3 separate regions of the Homo sapiens genome follow, and all the other regions are linked to region 1. Evidence: chromatin loops called from intact Hi-C (ENCODE). Cell type or tissue: dorsolateral prefrontal cortex. All regions are shown on one strand.

Evidence for each region. Peaks named below come from ENCODE experiments on the same cell type or tissue, not always from the same donor. Only the 100,000 strongest peaks of a DNase experiment are listed, where the experiment ranks them.
Region 2: a loop joins it to region 1, with 3 times the contacts of the local background. A loop is called at or near these places in 4 of 110 quality-filtered maps.
Region 3: it touches region 1 in a loop (5-fold over the local background); 2 of 110 quality-filtered maps call a loop at or near these places.

The regions. Positions count from the first base shown.
Region 1 is chr11:46,386,180-46,394,179 of GRCh38, forward strand. It overlaps CHRM4 (cholinergic receptor muscarinic 4), which reads right to left and starts at 5,597. Exons shown (of 2, transcript NM_000741.5): 1 at 5,352-5,597; 2 at 1-407. The coding sequence starts at 378. RefSeq lists silencers at 3,359-3,418, 3,449-3,658, 5,638-5,727, 5,908-5,957 and enhancers at 3,884-4,489, 4,490-5,093, 6,611-7,385. In dorsolateral prefrontal cortex, CTCF peaks have their summits at 3,396 (motif pointing right), 3,597, 5,806, 6,558 and 1 weaker place; DNase peaks (open chromatin) are centred at 1,963, 3,392, 5,629, 6,522 and 1 weaker place; H3K4me3 peaks cover 4,564 bases; H3K27ac peaks cover 5,291 bases; H3K27me3 peaks cover 3,898 bases.
Region 2 is chr11:46,811,169-46,819,168 of GRCh38, forward strand. It overlaps CKAP5 (cytoskeleton associated protein 5), which reads right to left. Exons shown (of 44, transcript NM_001008938.4): 3 at 7,142-7,335; 4 at 5,030-5,236; 5 at 1-10. Among named protein-coding and RNA genes, the nearest start is that of CKAP5, 31 kb to the right of the region's middle. In dorsolateral prefrontal cortex, no CTCF peak of the experiment used is centred here; no DNase peak of the experiment used is centred here.
Region 3 is chr11:46,442,259-46,450,258 of GRCh38, forward strand. AMBRA1 (autophagy and beclin 1 regulator 1) reads right to left here. Exons shown (of 18, transcript NM_001387011.1): 12 at 1,230-1,340. Among named protein-coding and RNA genes, the nearest start is that of MIR3160-2, 5.5 kb to the right of the region's middle. RefSeq lists an enhancer at 3,803-4,304. In dorsolateral prefrontal cortex, a CTCF peak has its summit at 4,407 (motif pointing right); no DNase peak of the experiment used is centred here; H3K27ac peaks cover 668 bases.

The sequences.
Region 1 (8,000 bases):
GATGATGAGAAGGTTCATGACGGAGGCGTTGCTCACCACGTAGTCCAGGGCCAGCCACAGGTCGCAGACCACGGCGCCCAGGGGCCAGTAGCCCTTGATGATGTACACGGTGTAGAGGTTCATGGAGAAGGCGCCTATGATGAGATCAGCACACGCCAGGCTGAAGAGGAAGTAGTTGTTGACTGTCTGCAGCTGCCTGTTGACCTTGATGGACAGCATCACCAGGATGTTGCCCACGACAGTCACCAGGCTCAGGGAGCCTGTCACTGTGGCAATGAAGACCATTTCCACCGTCTCATAGCGATTGTGGGATGATGACGTGACCAGGCGCACGGACTGATTGCCCGAGCTGCCATTGACAGGTGTGAAGTTGGCCATGTTGGTTGCCAGGGGTGGGTAGGCCGTGTCTGGGGAGGAAGGGGAGAGAAAAGCATGAACTACAGGAGGGAATGGGGGAGTCATCTGGAGGTACACTGGATTCAAGGTGACAGAGGGACATTCTCTGGCAGAATGCCTTGAGAGAACTCTGTCCCGCCATCCCGCATTTGCCCATTCATTCAACATTAATTGAGCACCTACTATGTGGCAAGCATTGCTCAGGGTGCTGTGGCTACAGAAGTGAATAAGACACACATGGCCCCCTGCCTCATGGGGGGAGACATGCAAACACGTGAGCCACAAAAGAAAAAAAAGGCAGGGTGATGAGAGAGTGAGTCAGAAGGCAGGACAGGCATGACTCCTTGCTAGGTGGCCTCACCCACCAGGTCATCTGGGTGATGAGGAGCCAGCCACAGGAGGAGCTGTGGAGAGTGGCCCTGCCAGGGGCAGTAGCCACAGCAAAGGCCTGGAGGCAGCGCAAGGCCTGGACAGAGGCCAGTGCTGGGGGAGCTCAGGGAAGCAAGAGGAGGAGGAGAGTGGTCCCAGAGGCCCACGAGCATGTGGGCTCTGGAGGGAGGTGTTCTGTTCATCCATTTACCCATTCGGTCATTTCTTAACACCTGCTCTCCAACCCCTGTAGAAGACACTGGGACAAAGGCAATAATCGGGGTATGTATGAGCACCTAACACTGATGGTCTACTAAGTGCCAAGCACTTTTGACACTTAAAAAAAGTGTCTATTTATTTATCTATTTATTTGTAGAGACAGGGTCTTGGTATGTTGTCCAGGCTGGTCTAGAACTCTTGAGCTCAAGCCATCCTCTCACCTCCTGAGTAGCTGGGACTCCAGGCGCCATCATGCCTGGCAACATTTTTTATAGTGTTAACTCATTTCATCCTCATAACAAACCTATGAGGTAGATACCATTTTTTCTCTACTACTTACAGATGGGGAAACTGAGGCACGGAGCTGTTAAAAGCCTGACCAAGGTTTCACGGCTTCTTGCACTATGTTGCTGGTGGGATTAAGTGCGGGGTGAGGTGGTGAGAGGAAGGCAGTCCCGTAACTTAAGAGCTCTGGCTGAAGGAGGCCAAAGAGCTCCAGGAGCCAGAAGGCTTTGCAGGGGACCAGAGGCGGTGCATGGAGCTGGGCACCCCAGAGAGGAGGAGAGTCCCTGCAGAAGGGGCTTCAGGAGGTACCTGCAACTGTCACATCCCCTTCAAGGAGTCCTCAGCTCCAGCCACAGGGCATGCAGCTGGGAGGGAGGCAGTGCAGGGGTCACTAGGTTGTCAGAGAACCCTGAGGCCCAACTGGGGACCCGTGAGGTGAAAGAATTGTCCCAGAGGGAAGAGAAGGGCTGCCAGGGCCGCCTCTCCCCTCCACAGTCCACTCCGCACACCGGGCGGCGCCCTAGCTGGAGTCCCCACCACAGGCCCTTCCCTGAGCCTGCCCTCCCTCCCACCAGGCTCCTCTTAGCTCTCCTCCCCCTCTTCCTCTTCCCTCCATGTGAGGGAGGCCCACGCCAGCTCTGAGTGCCAGGGCAGCCGCTCAGCCCAGCCTCCTTCACACCCGCCAACACACACACCGCTCCACAGACGCACGCGGGCCCATCACAGCCACGCCAGCCCAGCAGGCATGGTCGGATACGCAGTTCTGTGCGTCTGTGTGTGAGAGGAAGAGAGGGCGCGGCAGCCGGCTGTGGAGGAAGGAGCACTAACCCGCAGCCTGGGCTCTGGCTCTGTGGCCTGAGACGATCCACTGCCCCTTCCTGCACCTCTTTCTCATTTGCAGAATAGAGAGGATCCTGTCCTGGGACATCCTCCCCAGCAGCTATAGGGATTGGCACCTAAACTTGATCTCTATACATAAACACAAAAATGTACTGCAGGCTGGGGCCAAGGGCCAGGGTAACTGCCCCAAGTCTGACCCCAGCCCTTCTATTCCACCGTCGCAGATACAGACCCAGCCTCCTAGCCTGATAGTTCAAGTTCTCCTGTTCTAAATCCTTGGTTCGTAGGAGGAGAGGCTGAGAGCAAGTGTTGTCACCCCCAAGGTCACACAACGAGTCAAGGGCAAAGACCACATACTGCCCTCTCTTGGGGTCCCTGACAACCCCATTTGGCTCTGAGAGCCTCTGAAATAGAAGCTCAGGTGTCACTCTCTGAGCTGTCCCCTCCAGCACCAGGAGGCTGCCCTCCCCCAATCACTCACGTGGAGGAGGGGACAGGGCAGGCAGGAGTAATCAGTCAGCCAGCCCCAAGGAAACTCACTTCAGCCTCCCAAGGCAGGATACAGGGCAGCAGGATGATAACAAACGGGGCTAGAAGTGCAGAATGTGAAAACATAATAGCTCTTGTTTATTGAGTGTTAACTGCGTGTCAGGAACCCCTCTGAGCTTTTAATATAGATTATCTGGTTTAATCCTTACAACAGCCTGAAAAGGCAGGTATTATTAGTGTCCTCATCTTACAGATGTAAATATCCTCTTATAGATGAGGATAATGTTAATCAACTGGCCCAAAGTCACCAGGTTAGGAAGTACGGGTGGGGGCAGAAGAACCCGGGAAGCTCCTTCTTAAAGTCCAAGGTGCTACTGCTCAGAGTTGACCTCCTGCCTCTGCTCCCCTCGACCCGAAAACCACACAACTGAGGGACTGTCCAGGTGAGGCTTGGGTAGGGTCCCCTCACATTCCTGCTGGCTTCTCGACTTAGCTTTCCCAGAAGACAAGCGATGTCTTGTCTTCTCCCAGATCCTGGCGGCTGGGCTGAGCCGGGACCACTGGATGGCCGGTGATTAAGTCCTGCTCTTGGCCCGCGTGAGGGAGCTGCCAGGTGCTGACAGGGCGAGGCTCAGGGTCTCCCCGACTCCGCCCCGCCCCAGCTGTCGTCGTTTTGGACACCTCGGGGTCACCCGCAGACATTCCGACCCCCTCTGGCGCCTTCCCTGGAATCCAGATACGCCTGGCATCTGGGGAGCGAGCCGCCGCCGCCGGGGCTGTGCGCACCGCTAGATGGCAATGTCGGTCCCTGGTGCCCGCTCCGGACCTAGACCGTGCGGCCGCCGTTGGCCACCGCCCCCAACTCCAATGCGACTGCGAACCCAGAGGAGCCCTCAGGCACAGCCTCCCGGGGAAGTGACGCGGGGTCCCCTCGCCAGGCCCCGTCGGACGCCGCCCCAGAGCTGCCCTCGGCTCCGCGCGGGGTTCTCGGGTGGGAAAGTTGAGGGAGCCCGGATTCCACCCGGCACCCTGCGAGGAACGTGTGGGCGGGAGCGCGAGTGCGAGTTCTGTTTGTGTGTGCCTACGGGGGAGCGCGAGTAGACGCTAGTAGCTGTATGCATGTGCGTGTGTGTGCGCACGGCCACGCCTGGATACCAGTCCGCCCGTGAGAGCGCGTGAGCATGCCGCGCCGTGTGCACACGTGCATGTGCATGCGTGTGCGTGCCTAGGGTGCTGTGGCCGGGAGGATGCACACGGTTCGGGTGCCTCTACACCTGTGGACTTGCATGCACAAGCAAATGCAGGGCCGAGAGTGGGTGACCGGTCACATTCCAAACGCCCCTGCCGGAGACTCAGCCAGACCTTAGCTGTCCGCCTGAGCGCGTAGAGGGTCGGGCCAGGAGCCTGCATCGGGATTGCACCTGGCCTGTGGGTGAAGGGTTGTGCGGGCGAGGAGGCCAGACTACTAGGGGCTGCCTGCGACGGGCCACCTAACTTTGGGACGCCGTCTTAGCCCGGTGCCCAGAGGTGTCCAAGTCCTTAAAGATGTGGCAGAGTCCTAGCCTCTGACTGACATCTGTCGAGGGGCCTCTGCGAGAGTCGCCCAACCTGGCCTTGAGGGACACCAGGCACGCTCAGCTCTAATAACTCCCCTAAGAGGCGTTATTGCCAAAAGCCGCCCATTCTCGCGGCGAGAGGGCATCCGCAGTGCACCCACAAGGCGGAGGCCCGGACAGAGCTCGGGTCAGGCGAGTGCAAGACTCTTGTCCTCCTTCTCTCCTCACCCTGCACCCTACCCCAGAGGCACTGTCTAGCCCCTGTGACCAAAGTGGGGACCCAGTTTCTCACGCTAGGGTCGGGCGGGCCTCGAGGGCCGTGTTTTCCTAGGCCATCTGGAGGCTCCTCCATGTCTCCGCCGTGGTCGAAGGAGCCCTGGCTCTCGGGTGCCCCGCCCTCCCTCCAAGCCCCTAGCACGCAGTTCCTGCAGCCTCTGGGCGTGGGCACTGTGTTTCCCGAGTCCTCGACACCCCTCTTCCCCGGGCGAGACCGGAGGGGGTGCTCCGCACGCCCGTGGGGTGGTTTGGGGTGTAGGTCTTCGGTTCTTGGGCATTCACTCCATGGCTCTGGGAAGGCTGTGGCCCCTGGATCTGTCCCTGGGGCGGGAGAGGAGACTCCAGAGTCCAAGGGAGGGAGAGGCGAAGATTTGGCACCGACATTGTGCCCAACACTTCCGTTGCGGGGCCGGAGGAGGGGGCCTGGAGCTGGAGGACCCCGGCTTGGAGGCTGGGCAGCAAAGGGGGGTAGTACCGGAGCGGGGGAGGGGTGTCGGGGAGGGCAGGGGTGTTTTCCGTCGGGGCTCAAGGTCGTAGATGGAGGACTCCAGGGGCCGGAGTGGGCTGGCAGCGCGGGGGCAAAGGGGTGGAGGGAGAGGGAGGGCGGGGAGACGGCGGGAAAAGGGCTCTTTGGGGCTTCAGCGCCCGGCGCCCTGCTGAGCCGCCAGTGGGAGGGCTGGAGTACAGGGTCCCACCCCCGACGGCTGCCCCTGGCTCCGTGGGGTCTGTGGGCGGGCAATCCCCCGCCCCCGACATCCTGGATGCCCACCCCTTCCCACGGGCGCACCCGGGCGCACCTGGAGAAGCCTCCGAGAGCCCCCGGCCTTGCTTCCAGCGGGGTCCCCCAGCCCCGGCCCACTGCCGCTCCCGGCCCGCGCTCGCCCCGGAGGGGGTCTGGCGCCCTGTCCCAGTCGAACCCACCTCTGGGGAGCCTCAGAGCGTCCCGGGGACCTGCTTCCTGCTCTTCCCGGCGAGCCCCCCGCCCCCGCGCCGCCGCGGAGCCACTTACCCGCCGCCTCTGCCCAGCTCCCCTCGCGCCAGACAGACGGCGGGACGGACGCGCGGCCCCGCGGGCCGGCGGGGCGGGCGGCCGGGCCGAGGGCCGGGGGCGGGGACGGGGTGTCGAGGGGCGGCCCCTGCTCCGCCCGCAGCTCCCGGCGCTGTGGCTCCGACTCGCGCTCACGCTCGCACTTTTCCCCGAGCCGCGTGATGTCACGAGGAAGCAGCCAATCGTGGCGGGGCCGCGCCGCCCGCCCCGGGCCGGTCACCCGGCGGCGACGCGCGGGGGTCAACACCCGAGGCGTCGGAGACCCCGGCGGTCCGCGCCCCTCTCGGGGGCTGGCCGGCAGCTCCCTGCTTGGGCACAGAGGGCGCCGCCCACGGCCAGCGACGCAGGGGAGCAGGGGGCGCTGCCCTCCGGGGGGTGGGGGTGTCCGCGTTGTCATGGGGACGCGGCGCCCCCTCGCGGGCTGGGGAAGGAGCTGGCAGCTGGGTCCGGCCGCGCTCCCGCCTCCGCCCTGACCATACTCCCGGGACCCTGAGCTATTTTCGCGCCTCTCCGGGACCTCAGCGCCCTGCGTGGCCCCGCTGGCGGTTTGGCCGCGAGGCGCGGGAGTCTGACCCCAGCGGGAGGCTGCGGGTGGGTGGGGCGGGCTGCGCCGCCAGGGATCCGTCGGGGTCGAGGGCCGGGAGCTCCAGCCGCGCCGCTGCGTGCCGGCCGGGCCGCCCGCGAGGAGGGGCGCCGTCGGGGCCTGGGGAAGCGCAGGAGCGGGTGGACTGGAGAGGTTCGGCCGGGGAGAGAAGAGCCCACCGCGGACCACTCGCCCGCACCCGCTCGGCTGCCTGCTCAGCGTTCCGGGCCGGGGAAGGGGCGCGCCCCTGCTCTCCCAGCCCTGGGATGGGACGCGCCGCCAGTCCAGGCGCAGCCTGGACCGCCAGTTCACCGCCGCCTGTGAGGGACAGTCGGTTGCCCAAGGTCGCCGGGGCCGGAGCCCGGGACAAGATCCCGGAGAGCGGGCAGCCAATCTCAGAGGTCGCTGGGAACCGCACGGGCCGTAGCCTCAGGACTCCGGGCCTCGCCCAGGCTGGGCGGACCTTGGGGCGGCTTCAGCACCTCGGAGAGCTCCCCGCGCCCTGGCCCAGCAGCCTCGCCTGCCTGATTCCGCTCCAGCGCTTGTCTCCCTCCGAGAGCGCCCTTCCGGGGGACCGCCGGGGTCGGACGCTCCCCACTGCGCCCAGGACCGAGGCCTGTAACCCCAAATTCTGATCGCAAACATTTGATTAAGCTTAAGACGTCTGATTTCTTCTCTCGGGGAAACAACTCAAGACCCTCCCCCGAGGGCCGGAGGTGGTGAGGGCGATTGCGGGGGCGGCGGTGGAGGAGAGGCAGGAGCCTCTTGGCAGAGAATGGGAGGGAACTCGAGTAGAAGCCAGCGCTGCGGGGCTCTTGGTGTGGGGTTCTCCGCGCGGAACCCGGAAGTGGAGTTCGGGTCCCCAGAGCTCGCGAGCGCGACGGCTGGGGTTGGTCGGAATTGGGAACTTCAGGGCTGGGGTTGGTTGGCTAGAGTAGGAAGCCATCTTCTGTTGTTACATGAATGATCGGGTCTCCCAAGACCTCATAACTGGGGGTGAAAGAAGCACTACTCTTCTTGCCCCACTTCACAAATAAGGAAAGTTGGTTCATAAGACCCTAAGACGGCACTCCTGCACTTCTTCCACTTTGCCATATCCTTCCCAGGGCACAGAAGAGTGTGATACTCCTAAGAGGAGGTGGGGGTTGTGGAGGAGGAAGGCAGATAGATCCTTAAAACAGTCAGATGAGAAAACAAGCAAGGCCAAGGGCGGGAGGCTGCATACACAAGACACGCCTCCAGCTACTGACCCCAGCTCTTCCAGAAGCTGGCAGGCAAAGTCACTTTAATTTCTCCACAATCCCTGTTATGAAGGGCTTTTGACCTCTCTCAATCTCCCAACCCCAAGAACCCACGGTGGAACCCTGGAGAGCTGAATTGGGAACAAGGGGACTTGGTGGTTTCTCTGCTCTGCTTTTGATGCCACTAGGTCAGCAGACAAGTAACAGAATTTCTCTGAACCTATTTCCTCATCTCCAAAAGGGACTGCCCCTATCTTTGCCCTGGTGACCCCACAACCTTGTGACGTGTAAGGGGCCTGCAAAGGTTTTACTACCAGAGAGGCTCTGTCATTGGGCAAGGGCTTTCTAAGGAAAGGGGCTGGTGTGGGGACAGAGAGGTGTTGACAAGGGCCTCCAATGGGGGGTGGGGAGGTTGGGGAGGGTGGCTGGCACCATCCAGAGACAGCAGAGACAAGGCCTGGCAGGTCCAAATTTGGACCACCTTGGCCGGATGGTGGCTCACGCCCACAAACCCAGCATTTTGGGAGGCCGAGACAGGCAGATCACTTGAGGTCAGGAGTTTGAGACCAGCCTGGTTAACATGGTGACACCCCATCCCTACTAAAAATACAAACAAAATTAGCTGGGTGTGGTGGCACACACCTGTAATCCCAGTTACTCAGGAGGCTGAGGCAGGAGAATTGCTTAAACCTGGGAGG
Region 2 (8,000 bases), 420 kb after region 1:
ACCAAATTCACTACAAGTAAAAAATTGGGAAAAAACTGTCAACGTGCAATGCAATTAAATAAAGCATTAGCTTTTCTTCATTCAAACATAGTTCCATATCTACATATTAGAAGAATTATATAAGTTCAGTTTTTTTTAAGGCAACAAAAGAAAAGGAACTCATAACTGCTTACCTACTAAGGTGTTGTTCTTCTAAGAATATTATTTAATGTGTAGGGCCCAAAATAATATTACCATTTTTAAACAAACTTTCTAGGTAAGCAGACTAGGAATAATTAAAACCTATAAAGGATCAACATGTTTAATACCCTTTTTTTTTCTTTTTCAGATGGCATTTTGCTCTTGTTGCCCAGGCTAGAGTGGTATGGCATGATTGCAGCTCACTGCAACCTCTGCCTCCTGAGTTCAGGTGATTCTCCTGTCTCAGTCTCCCAAGTAGCTGGGGTTACAGGCATGCGCCACCACGCCCAGCAAATTTTTGTATTTTTAGTAGAGATGGGGTTTCACTATGTTGGCCAGGCTGGTCTGGAACTCCTGACTTCAGGTGATCCACCCGCCTCAGCCTCCTAAAGTGCTGGATTACAGGCGTGAGCCACCACACCCAGCCTAATACCACAAATATGTATGTATATACATATAAAAGCTTACAAATATAAACTAGTTTATAAATATTTACATGAATGAAATCTACTTTTAATAAACCTTTAATAGCTCCTATAATTAAAGTGATTCATTTACCTAGATAGATCACAAATCTTGGCAATATTTTGTTCCTGACTTTGTGGCTATCACACTATAACTCTGGGCATCTTAAATCTTTCTTTACTTCAGTTTTCTATGGGGAAAATGTTGCATTTTGACTTCTTTCAAAAAGCATATTTGGCCAGGCGCAGTGGCTCACACCTATAATCCCGGCACTTTGGGAGGCTGAGGCAGGTAGATCACCTGGGGTCAGAAGTTCAAGGCCAGCCTGGCCAACATGGTGAAACCCTGTCTCTACAAAAATACAAAAATTAGCCAGGCACGATAGTGGGCGCCTGTAATCCCAGCTACCTGGGAGACTGAGGTGGAAGAATCGCTTGAACCCGGGAGGCAGAGGTTGCAGTGAGCCGAGATCGCGCCACTGCACTCCATCCAGCCTGGGCAACAGAGCAAGGTTCCGTCTCAAAAAAAAAATAAAATTAAAAAAAAGTGTGTTTAACCTTACATATCTGTCATAGATTACATTTTCAAGTTCCCAACTGGCCAATTTTAGCTATCTAATATCACTATTAACATTTGTGAGTATCAGATTCTGGAGCAGGAGAGATTTATTTATGAAAGAACACTGAAATTCTGTATGAGTAGTAGGACCCAAATTATTATTTATCTATTATCTAATGTGCACAAATTTATCTCATGTGAGCAAATGCAACAAAATTACTCAGTAATAGCTACTAGTGTACTCCAACGATTTTTTTTTCTTGGTTTTTGTTTTTACTTTTTTGGAGACAGGGTCTCACTATGTCATCCAGGCTGGAATGCAGTGGTATGATCACAGCTCACTGCAGCCTCGACCTTCCCTGCTCAAGCTATTCTCCAGACTCAGTCCCCCAAGCAGCTGAGACTACAGAGGGGCACCACCATGCCCGGCTAATTTTTTTTTTGTATTTTTTGTAGAGACGGGGTTTCTCCTTGTTGCCCAGGCTGGTCTTGAACTCCTGGGCTCAGGCAATCTGCCTGCCTCAGCCTCCCAACCCAAAGTGCTGGGACAATACAGGCATGAGCCACTGCTCCTGGCCTTAATTATTATTATTATTTTTGAGATAGTGTCTCACTCTGTTAACCAGGCTGGAGTACAGTGACACAATCATAGCTCACAGCAGCCTCACCCCCTGGGCTCAAGTAATCTTCCTGCCTCCTGAGTTGGTGGGACTACAGGCACAATAAAAAAAGAATTTTTAATAAGATACCTGGCTATGTGATATAGTTTAAGTACAAATATCATGAGAATAACCTACATAATCTCTAAGATTTTTTAAAATGCTTTTATATTATTAAAAAAATTACATTTTAACTTGGCTCAGCTGACCTTTAAGATTAAACAAAAAATAAGAAATTATAGTGGCAATAAACCATTTTGTTTTAGGGATATTTAACATGGTGCCTGAAGAACCTAACATTTGAGATTTCTTAAATCTTCCTATATATTATTACTGTTTCATCTGAATCTTTTTTCTCTATCCTGGCCTCCTTCTGTAAGAAAAAAAAGATGGAGCAAGTCCACATGGAAAATAGACACCTTAATAAAATAAAACCTAATTTTGATACTAAACGTATTACTATAGAAAACACAAAAGGGTACTAGAAACCTGTTTTAGGTACCACAAATGTTTCTGGTCACCTGAAGCTCTCACTAACAAAGCTTTAGCAAGCTCTGGAACCCAGGATCAAGCAGTTTGGCCTCAAGGTTCTTGAGGGTCCCAGAGAGCTACCTAGTTAAACTATAGACTCTGAAATGCTTTAGGACAAATAAAGAACCACACAGGGATGGGACTACATAACAACATCTATGAAGAAAACATGAGATATACGTAACTTGTTATTTTCCTACCCTTATTCTCCCAGTTTAGCTAAAAAATGAAATAACCAGAGTACACAGCACTCCAGACTAGAAACTTGTAATTTAAAGGTAGAAGATTATAGGCCAGGTGCGGTTGCTTATGTCTGTAATCCCAGCACTTTGGGAGGCCGAGGTGGGATCACTTGATGCCAGGAGTTCCAGACCAGCCTGACCAACATGGAGAAACCCATCTCTATTAAAGAAAAAAAAAATTAGCTGGGTGTGGTGGTGCTCACCTGTAGTCCCAGCTACTCAGGAGGCTGGAGGCATGAGAATCGCTTGAACCCAGGGGCGGAGGTTGCAGTGAGCTGAGATCGTACCACTGCACTCCAGTCTGGGTGACAGAGCGAGACCTTGTCTCAAAAAAAAAAAAAAAAAAAAAAAAAGATTACAGTATTTTTTAAAATTTAGACATCACTAAGGACACAAAAGATTTATTGATATAAGCATAGTTCTGATAACTAAGATGAGTCACTAAATTTCTAAGATAATAGAATGAGCATACTGTTTACTACTCAGAAAAACATCTGCTTACTATATTGTAATAGGCTAGAAACAAGGAAACTTCATTCACGTAAGAATCTAAGCAAGTCAAATTTTATAAAAGTACATTATGAGCAAAGCAAAAAACAATATTAAAGACCTATAAATCAAAGATCATTCAACAAAATACAAGAGTTTTTATACTTTCACAGAAGATAAACACCAAAGGAAACATTTTTCTCCAAGATGTAGGTCATACACAAAATCATGAGAGGTGAGATGGATGATCTTCATTCCGTGAGGATTTTACTACAGCTGCTTTCTAAAATATCTGATATAGACAGTACTTGGGGACAGGATACCAGATTAGAAGAACTGCCAAGTCTGAACAAACTAGTGATCTGTCTAATTCAGATTTCCATAGCAAATTACATCCACTTGTTCCTGAAAGAGATCCTATTCATGAAAAATTTCATGGCCAAACAAGAAAGTCTAGGGTTGAAAAGAACTTACTACATAAGAGCAAAAGTTACTTTTCTATTTGCTTTCACTGTGCGTCTCTTTAAAGGCATATAGCATTTGCTTCTACTTTACTAAAAAGGCACCTAAATAAAGGTTAGCTTTAGTCCACAAACTTTATCTTTAGCCAACATCTCAAAGTATAGACTTCGAAAGTCTATACTTAAGATAGCAAGAGAAAAAGAGCTGCTTAAATACCCTGAGGAGTAGTTTTCCAACAAAAGGCCAGTACTTTTCTTTTCAGTGCTTTTCCACCAAAAGGCCAATTTTTAAAATGTATTTATTTATTTATTTTTGAGAGGGAGTCTTGCTTTGTCACCCAGGCTGTAGTGCAGTGGCATGATCTTGGGTCACTGCAACCTCTGCCTTCCAGGTTCAAGCAATTCTCCTGCCTCAGCCTTCCGAGTAGCTGGAATTACAGGCATGCGCCACCATGCCCAGCTAATTTTTTCGTATTTTTGGTAGAGACGTTTCACCACATTGGCCAGGCTGGTCTCAAACTCCTGACCTTGTGATCTGCCTGCCTTGGCCTCCCAAAGTGCTAGCATTACAGGAGTGAGCCACTGAGCCTGGCCATATTTATTTATTTTTTAAAGAGACAGGGTCTTGCTCTCTCACCCAGGCTGAATTGCAGTGGCACAATCACAGCTCAGTGCAGCCTAGAACTTCTAGACTCAAGAGATCCTCCCCACCTCAGCTTCTTTATAGTGGCAGGGGTCTTGCCATCTTGCCCAGGCTGGTCTTAAACTCCTGGCCCCAAGTGATCCTCCTAACTCAGCCTTCCAAAGTGCTGGGATTACAGGCATGAGCCACTGCCCCCAACTGAAAAGCCTAATTCTTAATCTGATAACAGGTCAGAAATCTCTATTCATCTTCATTAGAAAGGGATTCAGATAAAATAACTACACAACACACTTGAAGGCTAAAATTAGTCAACATGAAGTGCCACACTTGGGGAATGACTTTCCTTATTCAGGTCACTTTCTTGCTTGTTTTGGCATGCCAAGTCAAATTCTGCAGTTTCCATTTCTGTTTAAACCCGGAATCCAAACTCAATTGAGATACTCTAGTTCAGGGATCCCTAACCCCTGGGCTGTGGCCAGTACAGTGGCCTGTTAGGAACCAGGCACACAACAGGAGGTGAACAGCTACCAAGCGAGAATTACCCCCTGAGCTCTGCCTCCTGCCAGATCAGCAGGGCATTAAGGTTCTCATACGAGTGCAAACCCTACTGTGAACTGCACATGTGAGGGATCTAGAGTGCATGCTCCTTATGAGGTGGAACTGTTTCATCTCAAAACGACCCCCCCATCCCCCCAACACACAATTCTTCCATGGAAAAATTGTCTTCCATGAAACTGGTCCCTGGTGCCAAAAAGGTTGGGGACTGCTGCTCTAGTTAACAAAGCTAAAACAAAGTCTTACCTTAAGGCTTTCCTCAGTGTCTCTATACAGGCCACTATGATCTTGGGATTCTTATTGTCCAAGCCTTTCAGGAGCTCTTCTTGAACAGCCTCTCCTTTCTCAATCTCTATGTACATAAGACAGATCTCTATGCCCAGCTCCTTGGCTTTAGCTTTAGGTTGATTGAACACCTTACTTACAACACCTGACACAACTTCTCCTGTGGTTCTGTAACATATTATAAAGAACAAAAATCCCACTTAAGTAGTAAGAATTGGAAAAAGGTCACGGAAAGGGGGTGTACTAGTACTTTTACAAATGCTAGAAATACAGTAAATGAGTCTTTAATTTTTAAATTTATGTTCAAGAATATTTTAAAAACTTAACGTTAAACATAAAATTTTAAGACATGTCATAGCAGGCATAGTAACAGTTTATAAATGTAGAAAATTCAAACAAAAAATTAAAGATCCCTTGAAATCCCACCACCCAGAGAAAACTACTTTCAACTTTTTGATATCCCTCCTTCCAGACCTTTCTCTAAGTGTGTGTGTATATGGACATACAAATATACTTTACAAAAGTAGGGTTACAGAATGCTTGCTTTCAATTTTTTTTTTTTTTTTTTTTTTTTAAAGAGACAGGGTTGGTCGGGTATGGTGGCTCATGCCTGTAATCCCAGCACTTTGGGAGGCTGAGGCGGGTGGATCACCTGAGGTCAGGAGTTCAAGACCAGCCTGACCAAAATGGAGAAACCTCATCTCTACTAAAAATACAAAATTACTCAGGTGTGGTGGCGCATGCCTGTAATTCCAGCTACTCAGGAGGCTGAGGCAGGAGAATCACTTGAACCTGGGAGGTGGAGGTTGTGGTGAGCCAAGATCGCGCCATTGCACTCCAGCCAGGGCAACAAGTACGAAACTGTGTATCAAAAAGAAAAAAAAAAAAAAAGAGAGAGAGACAGGGTCTTGTGCTGTCACCCAGTTGGAGTGCAGTGGTGGGATTATAGCTCACTGTGACCTCAAACTCCTGGGCTCAAGCGATCTTCCTGCCTCAGCCTCCTGAGTAGCTAGGACTACAGGCACATGCCACTGCATCTGGGCAAAAAAATTTTTTAAGTCGTTTTAAACACTTTTTAGGAAAAGAGAATTTCTTCACAGAGGGAACGGATATGTACCTTTAATAATAAAAGACTACTCTTGACTCCTTAATAAGACTTTACAATAACTTTACTGCTTTGAATCTCCTCTAAATGAAATGAAACCTACACTACCGGGAATCAGAAGAACTGAGTGGGTTGAGATTACATGCAGCATTTATCAAAAAACCGCTTCTAGTATCAGAAGAGAAATTAAAAAGTGATAGTTTTACTAACGGTAAAGGAAACCCAGTGATGCCAGTTAACCAAATTGTCAAATTAATGATGATCTTTATTGGTATAATCTTTGAAGTAAGTCAAGTATATATTTCTTGTGCAATTAAGTCAAGTGTTTCAACTTTTTTTTTTGTATGGAGGGTTCCTTTCAATGACACAGAGACTAGAGTTAGGAAAATCAGGTCTATGAGGTATGGGATAGTAGGATGACTAGAAATCTGTCATTCACAGATCAAGTTAAACTGGCCAGGAGTCACTGAGGTTGTTTAGTAAGCATTACCTCCCCCAAGAAATAAAAATGCCTAATGAACAAAGGGAGAAAGACATGATTCTAACATCACCTATCTAACAACCCTTGTAAAAAATTTAGTTTTCTATAATGCCCAAATGTCTTCAGTGAAATTCTGATAATTCCTTTACTGACAATCTCTCAGTTTCTTTTTGAAGTTACTAAAGACTCTTCCTTTTAGTTTAGAATAATTCCCATACAAAAAGCTTAAAAGGAAAACCACTTGGTCATCAAACCTTAAGGTAAACCCTCAAAATATTATTTCTAATTTACTCCTCTACAGATCTCATGTGCCATTTAGATTTCTGAGAATAAAGACTGAATGAAAAACAAGTATCAAGAAACTACGAAAGTAAGAAAATTCATCTATTCTAAAACTGCTAATAACTAAGGACAGTGATCTACAAACATACATTATGTAACACCAAACAGGGGTTTTTATCAGTAAAGTTGGAAAGAAAGTACTTACTTTCCTGCTACATGGGCATTTTCAACATAAACAAGTGCAGCTTCTAATCCTTTCAATTGAACCACTGCATTGGAATCAGTGACAAATTTTTTGATCAATCCTAAAAATTTGGACCACTCTGGGCTCTTTTCATCCTTTATTTTCTGGAAGATCTTCAGGGCCTCTTCATACCCACTTAACCTTGCTTTCCACAGCTAAAAGAAAAGTAGTATTTTGAAACAAAACATAATTTAATGATATTATCATCTACTATTAATCTGGGGGGGGAGGGTGTGAGAATAGAAATGAATATCCTATGTCAGGTAATGTAAACAAAGGACCCCATGACTAGAAATGAAAAAAGAGTTTAAGAAATTGGCAGTTTTCAAAAAAGATTAGCTAATAAACTTCTTACAAGTGTTTAGTGTTTATGATACTCTGCCATTCATAATAGGCCATTATAAATGAATCTCACATTGTATCTAAGAATTATTACTTCTTTATAATATTGTATTAAAGATGTGATAACTCAAACATGAGAAATCACCCTGATGAAACTGCCCCGTCTCCAAAGTATATGCTGTTTTTTGGTTCTATTTTTGTATAATCATTAGGTAGCTTTATATTACACTGTATATTAATTTCAGCTAGTAGATTCCGGACATTTTTACTGAGGTATTCTTTTTTCATTAATTTATTCAACAGGTGTTTAATAAATAAAAATCAATTCAGCTCTGGCCCTTGTGGAGCTTACACTCCAGCAGGAGGGGACATTAAGCTATAATACAAATAAATTTAAAATTAACAAAGCATTAAGTACTACAAAGGAGAAGCAACTTGGTGCTATGAAAGTATATATTATAAAAGGCTTTGTCTTAGT
Region 3 (8,000 bases), 56 kb after region 1:
CAGCCACCCGAGTAGCTGGGAAAACAGGCATGCACCACCACACTCAGCTAATTTTTGTATTTTTAGTAGAGACGAGGTTTCATCATGTTGGCCAGGCTGGTCTTGAACTCCTGGGATCACGTGATCCTCCCAACTCAGCCTCCTAAAGTGCTGAGATTACAGGTGTGAGCTGCTACACCTGGCTGAAAGAATATTTTAACACAAATCTAGCAGTGATGGTCAGGCCACCTTGTCAGTGTGGTCTATCATCAGAAGCAGTCAAGCAGAGGCTGGACCATCCCTCTCAGAAATGTGCAAGAGAGAGCCCTTCACGAGGTAGAAAGTGAAATGAGAGGTTTAAAATGTTGTGATTCCAATAGAACAACTGGGATGTGGACTGCAGACTTCACTAGAAGCAAGGAAACTGAAACAGTCATGTTTGTAAATCAGATATCAACCATACCATTGAGATGAATAAAGATACGAAAACTGGCATATCAGGAAATGCCACAGACATAGAATATCTTAATTATTTTAAGGCAACTGGCAAAGTCTTATAATATCACACAGACAAGATAGAAAAATTTCAGCTTCAGATATGAACAACTAAGCCCTATGGGATTATAGGTGCATGCCATCATGCCTAGCTAGTTTTTGTATTTTTAGTAGAGACAGGGTTTTACCATGTTGGCCAGGCTGGTCTTGAACTCCTGACCTCAAGTGATCCGCCTGCCTTGGCCTCCCAAAGTGCTGGGATTACAGGCGTGAGCCACCGCACCCAGCCTGTAACTCTCAATTAAGCAATTCAGCAAACATGTCTTGCACCCACCCTCAGCAGCAAACAATGTAAGGTACTGAAGTAGACACAAAAACAAAGATTTCTCTGCTCTGAAGAGTTTGTGGACTAGTAGTTCACTGGTCAAAACCTAAAGTTTAGGTGGAACTGAAAAGAAGAGAAAGAGAAGGGAGTGTAGGATCCAAGAGCTAAACCTTGTGACCCTTTTAGGAAAGACTACAGTGATGTTAATTAAACTCGATTAATCCAGATCTTAATAGACTTAAGTGTATGGTATGGTTGATATCTGGTTAATGGACCTGAAAAGAAAGTTACAGAAGAGGTGCAGAAATGGCATGTAGATAACAACTGCTCAATAGGATGATGAAAAACCCAGTGCTCCATGAATTTTTGAGTTCTGGCTCACCAGCAAATATAACCCTTCCACTGATACCCCCATTTGACATTGACTTACCATTACTGATTTCAGGGAGGTCAAACTTAGTGAAGTCCCACCACTGGAGCCGGTAGGTAGTATTGGCAATGTTACTGGCCACAGCAGACTGTCCATCACCGATCACTGCCCCTTATGAGGAAGAAGTCAAAGACAGCACATTATATTATTTATCCACGTTTCCACTGCAAAACATAAAACAATACTGGGATTAGTAGTGGGGAGAGAAGAGGAAAAACTAGACTATGGCTGAAGAAAGCTAATGAGTCCCATCTGGCAAGTCTTTGTCTCAAAGAAAAACCAGGCATGTTTGCCAGGGAACAATTCAATGTGGAAATATAATCCCATTCATCAGTCCTTCCCATTGTTACTTAACATTTACTTAGTGCCAACAACGTGGCAGGTACTGTACATACATGGTCTGGTAGGCTCAACATCTAAAAGAGACAGGTGAATTTTCACAAAAATGTGAGAAAAGAAAAATGAAAAATGGGAAGACACCATTAACACAGAAAAGCCAGCAGCATTTCAGTCCCTGGACATCCTGATAGTAAGCAGCACTCTTTCAGACAAAGTATCTCCTCCTTTATCACTTTCTTCCTAATAGGACATCTCAAAAACAGGCTTCCTCCAGGGAAGAGGCAGCTACTATACAGCTGATTGGATAGAAACAGACAGTAAAAAACAAATAAGGTAATATTCATTCATCTCTTCTGGACCCCTGGCACGTAACACAATAAAAATTTATGAGCCTCACTTTGTAGCATCAGAATATTTTTATTAAGGCCATCTTTTATAATACCTACCCCCTAAGAACCTCCTTGAATCCACATTTGCTTGTAACATCTCCAGGTTTAACTTTCTCTGAGATATATTCTTCTGTATGACATTTTTTTCCTTGGTAACCAATTAAATAAAAAATGGATTTTTTTAACAGGGTGACACTTTAATTTGCAGTTGTATTTCATTTACATGAACATGTCATTTCCTCCTCCTCCTTCTGAGGTGCATTTCATACACAACCACCCTCCTTCTGATCAGACAGAGTCAAACCCTGTTGGAAGAATAGAACATTCTTGTATGCTAGCTAACCTAAATGGTATTCTCAGCTGTAAATCAAAGGCTACTGTGAAAAACTGAACTTGTTAGAGTTTACCAGCCTTGGAAAAATGGACAATTTCATACCCAGATTCTTCAGTATCACCTAGTCTTCCTCCTCTGCACATCACTGCAAAAGCATCTTGTGAACTGTAGTTTTTTTCTTTTAGAGAGCGGCATTTATTGCACTGCTACTCCTGGTGTCCCTTTCTTTCCCCAAATGATCAAGAGATGGTTCAAAGAGAAAACCTTCATAGAAGCCAAGAAATATGAGAAAAGTACTCTCTGCACTCTTCCGGTTGCTGCTGGCCACTGTGTCAGAAGACTGTTTTTCAGCATTAATTTATTGACAGTCTTGTCTTTGTCTCATTTTCAATTTGTAAGGAAAAGTACAAATAACAGTTCATTTCCAAAATGATGATACTTCTAGATCATGCATTCTCAACATGGGAAATATCATCCCCATGGGGGTAAAAATTGGTTCAAAGGGGCAAAAAAAAGAAAAACAAAAAAAAAAAAACAAAAAAAAACTTAGTGTAATCATTTGTTCCCCTCCAAAGCATCAGAGTATATAAATAGATACACATTGTATCTGTGATATTAAAATTTCATGGGAGGAGAGACAAGTAGGGAAAAAATGTCTAAAAAGGTTCCTCAGGAGGACAATAATGGAATAAAGGCTAAAACAAACCGTTCTAGATAAATGAATACCCACAAAACAAGACATCCTTTAAAATCTTGCAAATTCAAAGACATAAGCCCAGTCATGCTCTCCCTGAGACCTGAGAATGACAGCATTTGGGGGTGTGCTGTCAGTGAGTCCACTGACCTCAAATCTCTATTTGAGGTCCCTGTGGCGTATCATAAGATGAGGTAAATATATACCCTTGCTTTAACCTTCACAGAAAATTCCCCTTTAATAATTATATCTGACTTTTGCTGAACCTCTGGGTCATGAGGAGGGTAAGATACCTGAACGACTTTATTAAAAGGAACTTTCTTGATTTTTCTATGCCTCTTTGATAATGAAAATCATTCTTTAGTTACAAGGTCTACCACTTCCCTGGAAGGAATTATTCCATTTCATTCTGATCCAGGCTCAGTTCCACTGAGTTTCCGAATTGTTTCCTGGGCTTGCTTATCAAGATGGTTGACACCCTCCTTTGACCACTAGTCTCTCAAATTAATTTAGCTCCTTATCATTTTCTCCAGCTTTTAACAACCCCAAATGATAGAAGGTAAGTTGATTTTCTCAGTACATGATGAACAAAATGCTAGTTGCTAAGAGAGGGTAGAAAATAAATTGAAAAAACAAACTTCATATTTTAAGAGCTTATTCTGGGGGAAGGGATAAGAACTACAAACAGGAAAACAGTTAAGGAATAATACCAGATGCTTTTTGAGTACTGTGGATCTGCAAATGGGAACACAAATGATTAAGACTCCCAAATCCCGGCTCCAGAGGCATCCTGTACTGTCCATGTCTCAAGAAACATCTTCTGGAGAACAGCTGTGCCATAAAATCAACATGTAGGGTTGCCACTGTGTGGAAGAGACTGGGGAGGTGCTCTCTGCCAATGGTGCCAGGGTGCTGAGGAGGAATGAAGCCTGGCACCAAGGAGAGTCATTTTTTTTGTGTCATATAAACACAGATTAGGGAGCTAAAGATGCCAGCAACAGATTAGAGTACTGTTACCAGGTTCTTTTCTTCAAGAACTGTAGGCCAACTGAGCCTGTCTCTTGGAAACAACAGGAGGAAAAAGCCTGATGTTATTAAAACAACCCCAACCATTTAGTAGGCCTCTGGCCACTAAGATGAAGGCAGGAAATGTGCCAGAGGGGGTTAATGGACTGAGCTAGAAAGTATTTACATACGAGGCACTTAGCCTCAGAAACCAAATCCTGAGAGACTGCTAAGGGATTTCTAAGGTTTCAAGGTTCTCCCATGTAGTAATGACAGAATGGAACAAGCTAGACTCAGAGTTTCTCAACCTCTGCACTACTGAAATTTTAGGACAGATAATTATTTGTGTGAAGAGTCTTGTGCATCGCAGAACATTTAGCATCCCTGGCCTCTACCCACTAGATGCCAGTAGCACCCCACTCCACATAGTTGAGACAACCAAAAATGTCTCCAGACACTGCCGAATGTCCTCTGGGGATAAAAATCATTCCTAGTTGAGAAATGCTAAGCTAGATAAACATATCCTACATTTTAACTCCAGGGTAGGTGCTCTTAGCACCACTACTAGAATGTCTGCTGCTAACAAGTGATGCTGTTATAGTCATGGAAAGAAACTAATCCAAGGCACAGCATTACAACTTCAATTTTCCATATCTGCCAATGGGATCTTACGGCTTGTTTTTTGTTTGTTTTGAGAATACAGGTTTCAGAATCAACTGGACCAGATTTTGACACTTCCTGTCATTATCTACTATAGTGTGACTTTGTATAAATTAATCTCTCTGAACCTCAGTTTCCTTATCTGTAGAAAAGGGTATAATAGTACCTACAACTTACAGGATTGTTGGAAGAACTTACTAAGACAATAAATACAAAGTGGTCGGGCATGGTGGCTCACGCCCATAACCCCAGCACTTTGGGAGGCCAAGGTGGGCAGATCACTTGAGCCCAGGAATTTGTAACCAGCCTGGACAGAGTGAGACTCTTATCGCAAAAAAAAAAAAGGCCACGCGCAGTAGCTCACACCTGTAATCCCAGCACTTTGTGAGGCCAAGGCAGGAGGATCACTTGAGGTCAGGAGTTCGAGACCAGCGTGACCAACATGGTGAAACCCTACCTCTACTAAAAATACAAAAATTAGCCAGGCATAGTGGTGTGTGCCTGTAGTCTCAGTTACTTGGGATGCTGAGGCATGAGAATTGCTTGAACCCAGGAGGAGGAGGTTGCAATGAGATGAGATCGCACCACCACACTGCAGCCTGGGCAACAGAGCAAGATTCTGTCTCAAAAAACCCAAAAACACAAAACACAAAAATTAGCCAGGTGTGGTGGCGTGTACCTGTAGTCCCAGCTACCCAGGAGACTGAGGTGGGATAGCTTGAGTCTGGAAGGTGGAGGTTGCGGTGAGCTGAGACTGCACCACTGCACTACAGCCTGGGTTACAGAGCCAGACCATCTTGTAGATAGATAGATAGATAGATAGATAGATAGATAGATAGATAGATAGATAGATAGATAGATAGATAGATAGTGATGGCAAATACTAAGTGCATAATAAATGGCCTTTAAAATTATGTCTGTCATCTACTCCACTCTCTGTGTGTATTGCATCTACAGTTACAGCCTGGGTGACACAGCCAGACCATCTTGTAAATAAATACATAAATAAATAGTGATGGCAAATACTAAGTGTCTAATAAATGGCCTTTAAAGTTATATCTGTCATCTACTCCAATCTCTGTGTGTATTTCATCTACAGTTACACTACTACTTACATCAGCATCAACAGACAGCTTATAGAGAGATGTCCTTGTGTAAGAGACTGGCCCAAATAGTGTGCCAGGGCCAAGAGAGAGAAGTGTTTAATCTGAAGATTAAAATAAACTGTCTAGGCCCTATACTATTTGGCAACTTTCTCCTTGAAAACAGCCCAGGCCAAGACAGACCACCTTCTGGGCCACAAAACACAATGTAACAAATACAAAAGAAAAGGAATAATACATATTACACTTGCAGACTACAAGAGAACTAAACTAGAAATCCGTAATAAAAAGATAACTGGAAAATCCTATAAAACTGACAGATTAAACAATACATTTCTGAACAACACATGGCTCAAAGAATATGTCTCAAGAGAGATTTAAAAATATTTTGGATTAAATGTAAATGAAAATGAAAACATGACTTCTCAAAATTCGTGAAATGTAGTGAAAGCAGTGCTTAGAGGGAAATTTATAGCATTGAATGCATGTATAAGAAAAGACGAAAGATCTAAAATCTGTAATTTAAGCACCTACCATAAGAAAGAAGAAAAAGAGCAAATTAAACCCAAAGTAAGCAGAAGAAAAACATGAGCAGAAACCAATGAAACTGAAAACAGGAAATCACCTATAGAGAAAAATCAATAAAACCAAAAACTTTGAAAGATCAATAAACAATAAACATCTAGGTAGGCCAACTACGAAAAAAGAGAGAAGATACAAATTACTAATACCAGAAAAGAAAGGGGGGCCATCACTACTGATCCCATGGACACCAAAAGGACAATAAGGGAATACTATGAACAACCGTATGCCTACAAATTTGAAAACCTACATGCAATGGACTAACTTTCCTTGAAAGACACAGTATATTACAATTTACACAAGAGACAAATAATCTAAATAGGCCTATATCTATTAAATTGAAGCAATCATTAATAATCTCCTAAAACAGAAAGAACTGGGCCCAGATGGTTTCACTAAATTCTACCAAACATTTAAGGAAGAAATTGTACCAGTTCTCTAACGTCTCTTCCAGAAAATAGAAATATGAAATACCTGCAACTAACATCATACTCAATGGTGAGGAACTAGATACTTTCCCCCTAAGACCAGGAACAAGGCAAGGAAGCCCCTTCTTACCAATACTTTTCAACATCATATTGGAAGTCCTAGCTAATGCAATCAGAAACCACCCCCCACCGCAAAACAAAGTAAATAAAAGGTATACAGATTGGAAGAAATCTGTTTGTTGCCAGATGACATCACTGTCTAATCCCAAAGAATCAACAAAAAAACTCCAGTAACTATTAAATAATTATAGCAAGGTTTCAAGATACAAGGTCAACTGCTTTCCTATATTGCAGCAATGAACAAATGAATGACTGGAACTTGAAATTAAAAATACACCACCACTTACATTAGCATCAAAAAAATAAACTTAGGTATAAATCTAACAAAATATGTACAAGGTCTATAGGAGGAAAGCTACAAAACTGATGAAAGACATCACAAAGGATAAAACTAAATTAGCGAGATATTCCATGTTCATGAATAGGAAGGCTCAGTACTGTTACAATGTCAATTCTTCTCAGCTGGATCTACAGATTCAACACAATCCCAATCAAAATCCTGAATTATTTTGTGAATATTAACAATCTGATTCTAAAGTTTATATGAAAGGGCAAAAGACCCAGAATAGCCAACACAATATGGAAGGAAAACACAAAATTGGAGGATTGACACAACCCAACTTCAAGACTTAATATAGGCCGGGCGCAGTGGCTCACGCCTGTAATCCCAGCACTTTGGGAGGCCAAGGCAGGTGGATCATGAGGTCAGGAGTTTAAGACCAGCCTGACCAACATAGTGAAATCCCATCTCTACTAAAAATACAAAAATTAGCGGGGCGTGGTGGCGCATATCTGTAATCCCAGCTATTCAGGAGGCTGAAGCAGGAGAATCGCTTGAACACAGTAGGTGGAGCTTGCAGTGAGTCGAGATCACGCCACTGCACTCCAGCCTGGGCAACAGAGCGAGACTGTCTCAAAAAAAAAAAAAAAAACAACTAATGTCCACACAAACACCTACACATGGATATTTATAGCAGCTTTATTTATTTATTCATAATTGTCAAAACTTGGAAGCAACCAAGATGTTCTTCATTTAAGAGATGAATGGATAAACTGTGGCACATCCATACAATGGAATATTATTCATGCTAAAAGAAATGAGCTATCAATCCACAAA